Regions from separate parts of the Homo sapiens genome. Here region 1 is linked to region 2. Evidence: chromatin loops called from intact Hi-C (ENCODE). Cell type or tissue: PC-9. All regions are shown on one strand. Each heading gives the region's core, and the rest is flanking DNA. Links, peaks and the distances in the headings are about the cores only. Region 1 has its middle 350 kb from the start of LINC02220. Region 2 has its middle 270 kb from the start of LINC02220.

Evidence for each region. A loop is a pair of places that touch in the nucleus more often than their neighbours do. Peaks named below come from ENCODE experiments on the same cell type or tissue, not always from the same donor. Only the 100,000 strongest peaks of a DNase experiment are listed, where the experiment ranks them.
Region 1: a loop joins it to region 2, with 3 times the contacts of the local background. A loop is called at or near these places in 1 of 110 quality-filtered maps.

The regions. Positions count from the first base shown.
Region 1 is chr5:13,375,999-13,381,388 of GRCh38, reverse strand. No RefSeq gene overlaps it. Among named protein-coding and RNA genes, the nearest start is that of LINC02220, 350 kb to the right of the region's middle. In PC-9, for the core only: no CTCF peak of the experiment used is centred there; a DNase peak (open chromatin) is centred at 3,098; H3K27ac peaks cover 1,357 bases.
Region 2 is chr5:13,304,432-13,309,758 of GRCh38, reverse strand. No RefSeq gene overlaps it. Among named protein-coding and RNA genes, the nearest start is that of LINC02220, 270 kb to the right of the region's middle. In PC-9, for the core only: no CTCF peak of the experiment used is centred there; no DNase peak of the experiment used is centred there.

The DNA of each region.
Region 1 (5,390 bases), core at 168-5,167, 72 kb before region 2:
TCCCTTAGATGATTCCTTTTGAATAGCTGCTATTTACTCACCACTTTGTTTCCTCTCTGTGAGAGTGGTGTACCCTAGCTGCCTCTAGTCAGCCATCTTGCATCTCCATCAGTCACTTTCTTTATAGTATTAATTTGGCCTAGGAAATTGAATCCCTTGTATTTTGCAATATAATTATAGAGTCAAACTGGAATGGAAAGGTTGACTCGGCAATTTCTCCAATTAAGATTATATCAAAGGCTTGCACCACTGACACATTCGTTTCGCTCATCCACATCCTGGATACAAAACCTCAGTTTAACAATACATGTCTGGATTCCCACTACAAGAGTTTCGAATATATACTAGTTTTATTCAAAAAATAAACTAGAATATAGCCTTGAGAGAACTCAAATTCACATGATAAACTATATTTTAATTTTTCAACCAATACTATTGGCAATGTTTAAAAGGGAGCCTTAAATTAAGATATCCCCCAAAATTAAGTACATTGAAAGCTTATTCTAATAATCCTTGACATGTCAATAGGTCAGTAAAAAAGATGTTTCCAAAATCACATTCACAATATATTTAATATTAATGTATTTCCATAGTATCCAGAGTCTTGTTCTGAGGGTGTTTCACATTCAGTATGAACCTAAGGGATAGCATCACTCATTCATCAAACATTCATAGGACCCTACAAATAAAACACTATTTTAGTTACTAGGGATTCAAAGAAGGCAATGTTACTCATACTTTGAAGGAGGCGTATGTGTAAATTAATGATAGTGATACAATGTAACACACAAATTTTTACTAAGCTGGGTCTGGTGTGTTGGAATAGACATAAGGTTGTACTTGATTTACCTTCCAAGAACTAGTAGACTATTTTCAATAAGAAAATGTGGAAGAATATTCTAGCCAGAGGGAACAGCACAAGTGATAGTTCAAAAGCATAGCAGTGTGTGGACAATTTGGGGCCTAGCACAGATCATACTTGGTTGGAGAAAGAACTATTCATACAAGGGGCAAATAGTATAGCTAAAGGTAGGTTTGAGCAGGATATTCATCCAAGTAACGGATATTTTGGAATTCTAGAGCTGATGGAAATGAAAATAGACTCTAATAGGCAGACTGATTCAACCAGCAATGATTTCCCAGGAAATGCAAATATGAAAGTCGTGTTGAGCACGTATAATTGCATCGTTCCAGTTCTGCCACTGATAATTTGGGTGATCTCTGCCAATTCATCCAGTCTCCACACACTAATCAGGTGAAGTAGCTGAATCAGAGGATCTGTAAGCCTAGTTATAGCTTTAAAAGAAGCAGGAGTTCTGAGATGACCAGTTTCGTTGTTACTGGGTACTAGAATATATGCATATATTTCATCATGTATATGTGTTGAGGAAAAAGCTCTCTCAATCTGTGTTTTTCCTCTGCCCTCACACCACCATAGCAATCATCAACACACAAGTGGACTTCTCTGACCAAAGGTGTGGGTTTTTTTCCCCCACACACCAAGCAGTGGGCACCACCAGCTGGGTGTCCTCCAATTTAATTTTGGCACTATCTGCCTGGTGATAGTGTCAGATCCCACAGGTTGATAGCATTGTTTCCAAGACTGTTCCCCCTACCTTCAGACACCAGTAGCAAATATGGGCCTGTAGAACTTCTGACTAATGAGCTTCAAGTTGTAGTCCCCATGACCCCTTCTTTGGGTTCAGTTAATTTGCTGGGGTGGCTCACAGAACTCAGGGAAACATGTTTACTGGTTTATTATAAAGGATGTCACAAAGGATACAGGTGAAGAGATGCATAAGGTGAGGTATGGGGGAAGGAGAGCAGAGCTTGCATGCCCTCCTTGGGTGCACCACCCTCCAGGTAGGTCCACATGCTCAGCTATCTGGAAGCTCTCTGACGCTGTCCTCTTGGGGTTTTCACAGAGGCTTCATTACATAGGCTCGATTGATGACCATGTGAAAGTGTGATTAGGCAAAAATCACATGATCTAAACCCAGCAAGGCCCATCTGTTCAGGTTTTTCTTGTCCTGTCTGTGAAGCATTCCTTCCTCTAGGGTGTGGGGCAAAACTCTCTCTGGAATGAAGGTCTGTTGACCCACAATCAGATTAAAGAAGGTGGGCAGGTGAAAGAGGGACAGGAGGGAGAGAGAGGGAGAGATTCTGGTTCCTGAGGCCTGTTCCTGAGGCCTAAAGCACCCCTTGTACCAAGGGTTGTGGGAGTTATAAGCCAGGAACCATGGAATGAAAACCTCTCTCTCTCTCTTTCTCTCTCTATCTACCCACCCACACACATATATGTACACACACACACACACACACACAATCATAATATAACAATATGCATACTGTTCTCTCAGAGAAACCAATTAGTGATGGTAAGCACAGACATGTGATACACTCTTTGATATTTTTTTATTAGTATTTAAAGACCTTGAGTTATCTAAAGTCTCCTACTGTAGTGGACATTTAGTATATAGTTTTAGATACCTAGCATCTCTTGAATGTTTCTCATATGTGAGAATTTTCCATCTTAAGAGTCCCACGTCCTCAAGATATAAGCTGGGAACTCACTTTCCCACTTCCTTTTCAGCTGGAGCTTAGCATATGACCTCAGCTTCATCATCCACATGTATCTGACCAAAATTTCATTTTGCAAGAGAGCTGCAAAAGTAGAAATCCATGTGGCAGAGATACTCTCTTTTCTTGTTGGCCATTGGAGCAGTCCTCACAGAGGATTCCCACCCAGCATCAATAATGCAAGCTCAAGTGTCCCTGCCACTGATGGCAGCAACCAGATTTTACTGCAGCCACCTGCCAGTGGGACTTGGGCATGTAACCTAGCTGTACAGTGTCCAAGGGTAGTTCTTGATCCTCCTGAAAGGTCTGTGTGCTACCTATATTGCTTAATAAATTTCTGTCTACTAGCGAAACTAGTGAGAAACTTATTTACAACTAAGAGTCCTTTCTGATCTGGAATCTGACCTCCTTTTCCCTGAACCCTCTGTTTTGCCGAACTCCTTGGAACTGCTGGACAGGTATAGCTTTCCAGAATGAGTCAGTGCCAGCAGGCTTTTCCCCTTGTAATAAATTAAAATGTGTTTCTTTTTGTGTGACCTTTCAATGATGACAAAAGTGGCCAGTGTTCAAGTAAACCATTTCAACATTCAGCTATGAGTCAATCTCATGTTATTAGGTTTCTCTGCTGTCTGCCTTCTCACGCCAAAAACTGATGTAGAAAATTGATATAAGGAAATAGCTGCTAAGCCTTAAAATCTCTCGATAGAGTGATAGAAATGGTAATGAACAGAGGAATTAGAATGAATCCAGAGAAATTGGACCTTTGATGAGAACAACTACAAAAACAAAACAATTGGAAGGGAAGAAAGTAAATGAAAGTATAATGAGGGTTGGTAATTGTCAGCCTGGAGCTCTCAAATTGGAAAGAATTCTGTCCATTTAAATTTGTCTCAGGAGCCACCATGCCTTAAATTGTACCACTCAAGTGTACTTTATTTTGATTAATTACTGTTCTCTCCAGTTACCTTTCTGACAATGACTATGTCAAGCACAGATAACCCACCAAGTCATTAACAACTCCTTGGGACCTTGAGCCGGGGAGTGTCTTAAGATTCTCATTGGCTGGTTTAGCATCCTTCCCTCATAACCCCCACCTTTTTAATTGTACCCTACTTTCTTTCCTGGCCCTATCACTCTCTTTTTCCTGGAAGAGTGCTCTACCTAGAATCTCCCATCCCGTTTTCATAGGCATTCATGGGTGTTTCTAAAGATTCACATTCCCTGTGTAATAAGAGTTTTGCTTCCCCAAAGATGTGAAACCTCTAGATAGGGCAGATTGGTGTCTTTTACTTTTCCCATCTTTCATATCTGCCCCAAATCTGCAAGTCCTATGGAGAGACACCTTTAGTTTTGCTTTAACCAAATTTTCTTATAGCACATGGCATCAAAGGGTACCATGAGGCTCTAGTAAAGGCTTACACTAATAGGCTCATGTGCTGTCTCTGTTCATGCCTTTTAGGCTATTGAGCCTGACTTTGAATCACCTTAAGGTCCTTTGCATTTTATTCTTTCCACATTTCTGTCTTCTTAGACACCTTACTTCTGTCTTCCCATAGCCCTTTTCCCACCCAGAATTGACATATGAAATGCATTTTGGAGGATTATGTGGACATGCATATGGTTACCTAGGTTCAGCATATGTTTGTGTAGTGGCTTCTATAGCCCGTAAACATATATAGAGTTCTACGTGAATTCAACTCTCTGGGGTTATATATCAGGATAAGCAAGCAGTTCATGAGGGCCCTGGGCAGAGTATATGTTGTGCAAAGTAGCAGTTCTCAACGTTTTTCTCCATGGAGTGCCCATGACAGATGCACTTTTGAGGAACAGTCCCCTATTGGCAATTCTCAGTGGGTCCATTTTTCCCTCTTCGAGACAGGGCAACCAAATGTGCTGTCCATTAAAGAGATTTTAGGTATTCACTGAAGTCTGCTTTCAATTTAAATGTCAGTCATTCACAAATTTTAACTAGTGTTGGTAACAGACACTTATGATAGCCCGCACTATTGACTAGAACACACTGGCAAGAGGTGGCACTTCAGCCTCAGGTTCTGTGACTTGATTTCTTGCCTATCTGTCTACTGTCTCCCATCTTTCCTGTACTCACTATGCCTTGGTTACCCTGTGGGTCTTCTAGTCTCACCCTTCTGTCATTGCTTCCTCTTTTGGCATGTATTTCACATATAAAATGTAATATAAAAGCTGCTCTCTCTTAGGTAATTTTAGAACTGACTGCACAGAATTTTCAGAATTATATAATACAGTCAGCTCTTTTCTTCTCTGCTAGGAAGGAATGAGCTATTCTGGTTTGATTCATCCATCCATACCTAGACTCACTCACAGCCTTACCTTACCCAATGAGTTATTTGCGAAATAGATGAATAAGACACTGGCCAACTCTTGACTTTCAACAAGGCTGGGCTTATGTTCTAGAGTAGCAGCAAATGCTGACCTTCACAGCAGGTAGCAGACAACTCTACTTTGTAAGGGTCCAGAAGGGACGCAGCTAAGCATGTTTCACTACAGTGCACAGGTGAGATGGAGCAAGTCTGTATAACTTCATTTTCTGCCTCTCTGCTGTGATTTTCCTGGGCCACACGCCTGCAGGGCTGCTGAAAATAATTAGATACGGGGTAGGGTGAGTTCTCTCCTTTATCTCTTCACCAATTCAGTGAAAGTCAAACCATATTTGTGAGGAAGACTCACAAGCATTGTAGTTTTAAAACATTATGAATTCACACTGAATTTCAGTTTATATGTAAAACATATTTAATGAGATTTACACATTTATATTCGGGCTAAGCGGAAGT
Region 2 (5,327 bases), core at 328-5,327:
ATACACATATGTATGTATATACACGTATGTATATACACGTGTATATACACATGTATATACACACGTATATACACGTGTATATACACGTGTATATACACGTATATAGACATTTATATGTATGTGTATAGAGATATATGTGTATATGTGTGTGTGTGTGTATATATATATATATATAGAGAGAGAGAGAGAGACTATTTGTGTACCCTCAGAGGCAAAAGTTCAGGAGGACATGGCAGATGAGCACAGATTTTGAGATGCCTTGAGGATTATCCTCACTTGCTCCCCATTAACCAATAAGAAAGGCTTTCTTAGCCTTCAAGAACTTGAAACTTGGCATTCAAGCTTCAATTAACCAGTTGGTACTGCCAACTTTCTACCTTTCAGACAAGTTTTCGCCTCTTCATTGTGAGGGCTGTTCACATCCTCTTTCCCTCCTACTTGAAAAATGTGAAGATGAAGGTGCATTTCAGTAGTTGAGGGCATGTAGAGTGAGCTGATGCTAGGTAACTTAGGCATGCTTCAATTGAATAGTAAACCTCAAACAGACCAAGTCAGAGGCCTAACTGTAAGAGAGAAGAGGAAGAGTTTCAAAGTTGAGAGAAAACATTCTCGAAGTCTTGGAAATTACCTTTTGTTGTACTAGAGAGAATAGAGATAAATGACAAATCATGTTCAGGCTGATGCAGTTTCTTCCTAGAAATGATGTAAGCCACTTTTGTCCAAATGTCTTTAGTCAAAGCAAGTTCACCTGTCTACTCTGGAGTTGACATGAATAGATATCTATCCCCAAAATGGTAGATAATATCTCTCTCTATATATGTAGAGAGAGAGATAGATATGTGTGTGTGTGTTTATGTATACACACACATATACACACACGTGTATATATATAGACACATATATATGCACACATGTATATATGTATATATAAAAATACATATATGTGGGTATTTATAATATACATATATGCATATATAATACATATATAAAATAACATAATATGCATATATATCTCTCCACCTTGTTGCTATTGTTCCCTATGGGCTCATATTTTTCACTCTCATTAAAGTAGCCATTTTGCCAGGCTGTTGGGAATGAGTGATGGAGATAACACCTCTTCCACCCTACCCAGCTTGTTTTTCTATGCACAGCCAGAATAGGGTGTCAGCCTTTCCTCTTTCTTTTTCTCACTCCCTTATAAAACTACTGCACAGGGAAACTGCTTTTCCAGATGCTAGTCCAGACACAGCCTTTTACTTCTTTTGCGCTATGTAATGTTTATTTTTATTCAGCCTCATATAGAAGAGTTAATTCCCTTCCCTTCTGCAGCATCCTTAACAATTATGGTTGACAGTAAGTGGTTTCTGCAAATCTGCTGCTGGAGGCTGAAGTCTACACAACAGGCAGTGAGGAAGGGAACTGAGGGTGAGGCAGGAGAGAACAACAGCTGATACCCAAAGCAGAAGCTGGAGCCTGCCAGTTCTTCCGTGTCAGTTCTTCTGGCCTCTGACCTAGGTGCAATGGGTATCCTATAGAAGCCAGGGCTCTTTGTCATAAAGCTAAACACACACACACATGGTCTCAAAGTTGGAGAAGCCAAAGTAGAATCCAGGGAAAGAAGAAGCAGTGGCAGCCTTGGTTGTTTTTCATACCAGTGATGTGAAACAACAGATCGGCAACATTCTGTGTGAGCCAAAAAGTCTGGTGCTTCGTGTCCACCCTCCAAATCTTGCATAGAAATATCTTTTGTGGCTCACTTTAACAGAAACATATGGTATCCATCAGAGGACAATCAAATATAGTCAATGTCAAAACTTTTGCCTCAGATCATCCCGAGGCTTTGAGTCTGGTTAATGGAAAATGGTAGACATTACTCAAAAATAGGGATGACAAGAGAAAGACTGTGGTTTTAAGAGTGGTAGAAGCTGGCTAGATCAAGTGCCATTAGCCTTGGGTAGCTCTCCTGTGAAAATAGAGCTTGCTGAGCATTCATGATACTTTCAGAAAGTACCTAAAATATACCTTTTAAATAACTTCTGGACAGATCTACTCAGAAACCCATGAGACCTACTTCTATGCAACACAGCCTCACACACCTGCTCTATGTGGTTGGAACTGTCACCTGACTGGTTGTAATAGAAACCAAACAACTTTATTTTTCACAAACTTTTCTATCAGGTCTTAGAGTCAAAGAATGACAAAGATAAAGAGGAGATGAATACTTTGTGAGGAAGCACAGCAGTATTGCTGGAAATTCAATCCTCATTGTTCATTAAGAATTTTTTTTCTAAGATGTTCACTAACACAGGATTTTGCTAAAAAGAAAAGAAAAATGTTGACAGCATAACAAAAAATGTGAGGCAAACAGTATAAGAACAGGGTAAAAACTATGCTTAAAAGTTTCCTCTTTAACAAAATAAGCAAATATTCCTTTTTAAATAAGTATCAAATATCATTTTGTGAATACTGTCTATTTTATTGGAAGACACTGTTTTAATTTAAGCTTCTGGTTCTGTACTTTCTATTTCTGAGCAACAAATTGCTACAAACTTAGCATCTTAAAAAGGCAGAAGTTTATTATCTCAAGTTCTGTATATCAGAAGTCCAGCTTTCATCAGATGGGTTCTTGTTTAGGGTCTCACAAGGGTAGCATTAAGAAGTTAGCTGTGCTGAACTCTTATTTGGAAGCTCTGGGAGGTCGGGGGGAACCTGCTTCCACGCTCATTAAGATTGTTGGCAGCATTTATTACCTTGCAGATAGAGGGTTGCGATCTCTGTTTCCATGCTGGTAATCAGGTCAGAAGTTGCTCTCAGCTTCTAGAGATTACTAACTGGTCCTTGCACATGGATTCCCTCCACCTTTAAGGCTAGAAACAATGTCTAGAATTATTCTTGTGCTTCCAGTCTCTACAAATTCCTCTTCTTCCCTCAGGCAGAGAAATCTCTGCTTTTAAAGGGCTCATATGGTTAAAAAAAGGTTCACTAAGGTAATCTCCCTCTTTTTGTCATATAAGGTAATACAGTCATAATCATAGGAGTAGCAGTAGGGGCTGAAGGTCAAGGGATCATCTTAAAATTCTACCTACCACAGGTTTCAAAATCTATGACCAGATAGACTCAAGCTAAGTAGGTTTGGACAAACTTAGACGTGTACTAACCTCAATTAATTAAATGAAATATAGCAATGAGTAATATTGCACTTAATGTGACCATTAAATGAAAATTTATCAACTCTCCCTAAGAGGCTTGTCAGAATATGTGACCTACTTTTTGGAATTTGGTCAGGCACAAAAATGAGTCATTCGTAATTCAGAAGGTTGAAAATCTCTCAATGTGATCTTTGCTAAAATTTAATGGACTATACATCTATAAAACTTTTGCTTGGTGTCTCACTGTGGTTTGCCTCTCATAGTGGCTTTCCTAATTTTCTTGACATGCATGAACTTGAGATAGTACAAGTCTCCTTAAATCCTATAAACAGAAAATATTGCTGGAAATCTATGATTGAAAGATGGTGAACACAGAATATATATATATTTCTTTCTTAATTTTATGTTGAAAATTTAATCTTATATGAAGATGATGGGAGCTCATAGGTGTATCTAAAGCTCCAGGAAGTTAGAATACAGAGGAAGAGCTTACAGATGAAGCTTCACTATAATGAGACACCAGTTGTGGATAATATTAATAAAATAATGTCCCCTTTTCTTTAGGCACAATTTCCTCATCTTTGCATCTGTTTCCATGATAGTTCCCATGATTTTGAAAGTGACAAAACCAAGGACACTGGCCATTTCATAGAGGATAGGATTCGTAAAATATTTCACTGAAAAGTAAGATTCTGTCAGAGGTGTGTGAAACCAGAGCAACTCCATCTTGAACAGGAGTTGGGTAAAATGAGGCTGAGATCTACTGGGCTGCATTCCCAGATGGTTAAGGCATTCTAAGTCACAGGATGAGATAAGAAGTGGCACAAGATGCAGGTCATAAAGACCTTGCTGATAAAACAGGTTGAGGTGAAGAAGCTGGCCAAAACCTGCCAAAACCCACCAAAACCAAGATGGCCACGAGAGTGACCTCTGGTCGTCCTCACTGCTACACTCCCACCAGCACCATGACAGTTTATAAGTGCCATGGCAATGTCAGGAAGTTACTCTATATGGTCTAAAAAGGGGAGGCATGAATAATCCGCCCCTTGATTACCATATCATCAAAAAATAACTATAAAAGTGGGCAACCAGCAGCCCTTGGGGCTGCCCTATGGAGTAGCCATTCTTTATTCCTTTACTTTAATAAACTTGCTTTAACTTTATAGAGTCACCCTGAATTTTTCTTGTGCAAGATCCAAGAACCCTCTCTTGGGGCCTGGATCGGGACCCCCATCCTGTAACATCTTTCTGTTGACCATGGAAGGGACTATAGTGAGGAAAGCCCTGACCCAAAGGCTAACTTTGGGCAAGTGGTGGCGTCGTGTAATTCCATTCTGTTGAAATAGCTAAACCAACTTAAGAAACCTTCCTGACATCACATTTCTCCTTTTGATCTAGATTCTCATCCTAGTACTTAATTGGCTACTTGCTCTCCCATAGCTAATGTGAGAAATCTGTGACCATACATATGTACATAAGCAGCAAGCCTTTCACTTGACGTGTGCTTAACTACCTGAAGATTTCTCTCTAGAGCTTTTGAAGTTCAGTTACCCCAGGAGGGTGTAGCCAGTCGGTGATTGTCTCAAATTTATACTGGACTCTGCTAAACTAAACCTGACTTAGTTTTATTCTATCTTAATCTCTTTCTTATTCTGTCACATCCTCTCTGTATTTATCTTCCTTCAAACACCTCACATCTTCCCTTCAAATGATACTGGTTTCCATGTCTTCAATGTGTACCTTCATTCAGTCTACAATAGTTCACTGATCAAATTATGTAATGCTTTATCTTGCTAGATCATCAAGATTCCTTGTTATATTTAGAGTCACATGTGGTCTGCAAATACAGAACAAAATAGAATACATTAGGAAAAAAGATACATAATTCATTGCATAGGCAACGCTGCAGATAATTTTTTTTTGGCCAAATGGAAATATTTGGCCAAACGGAAAAAATTTTTCCTGAATCAAGATTCTAATATTGAAAGCTGTCCTTATCACACATACTCATTGATCTAGATATGGGATTTTTAAAAAATAACTTTTTTGTGTGTTTTGTTAGAGCTTTCTATGTCTCATTTAACATCCTCAACAATGTGATGAGGTAATGTTTAGAGGATATGATACAGAAGCTTTGAAAAAGACAGCCCCTTAATGTCCCTTCAGCTTGACTAGTCT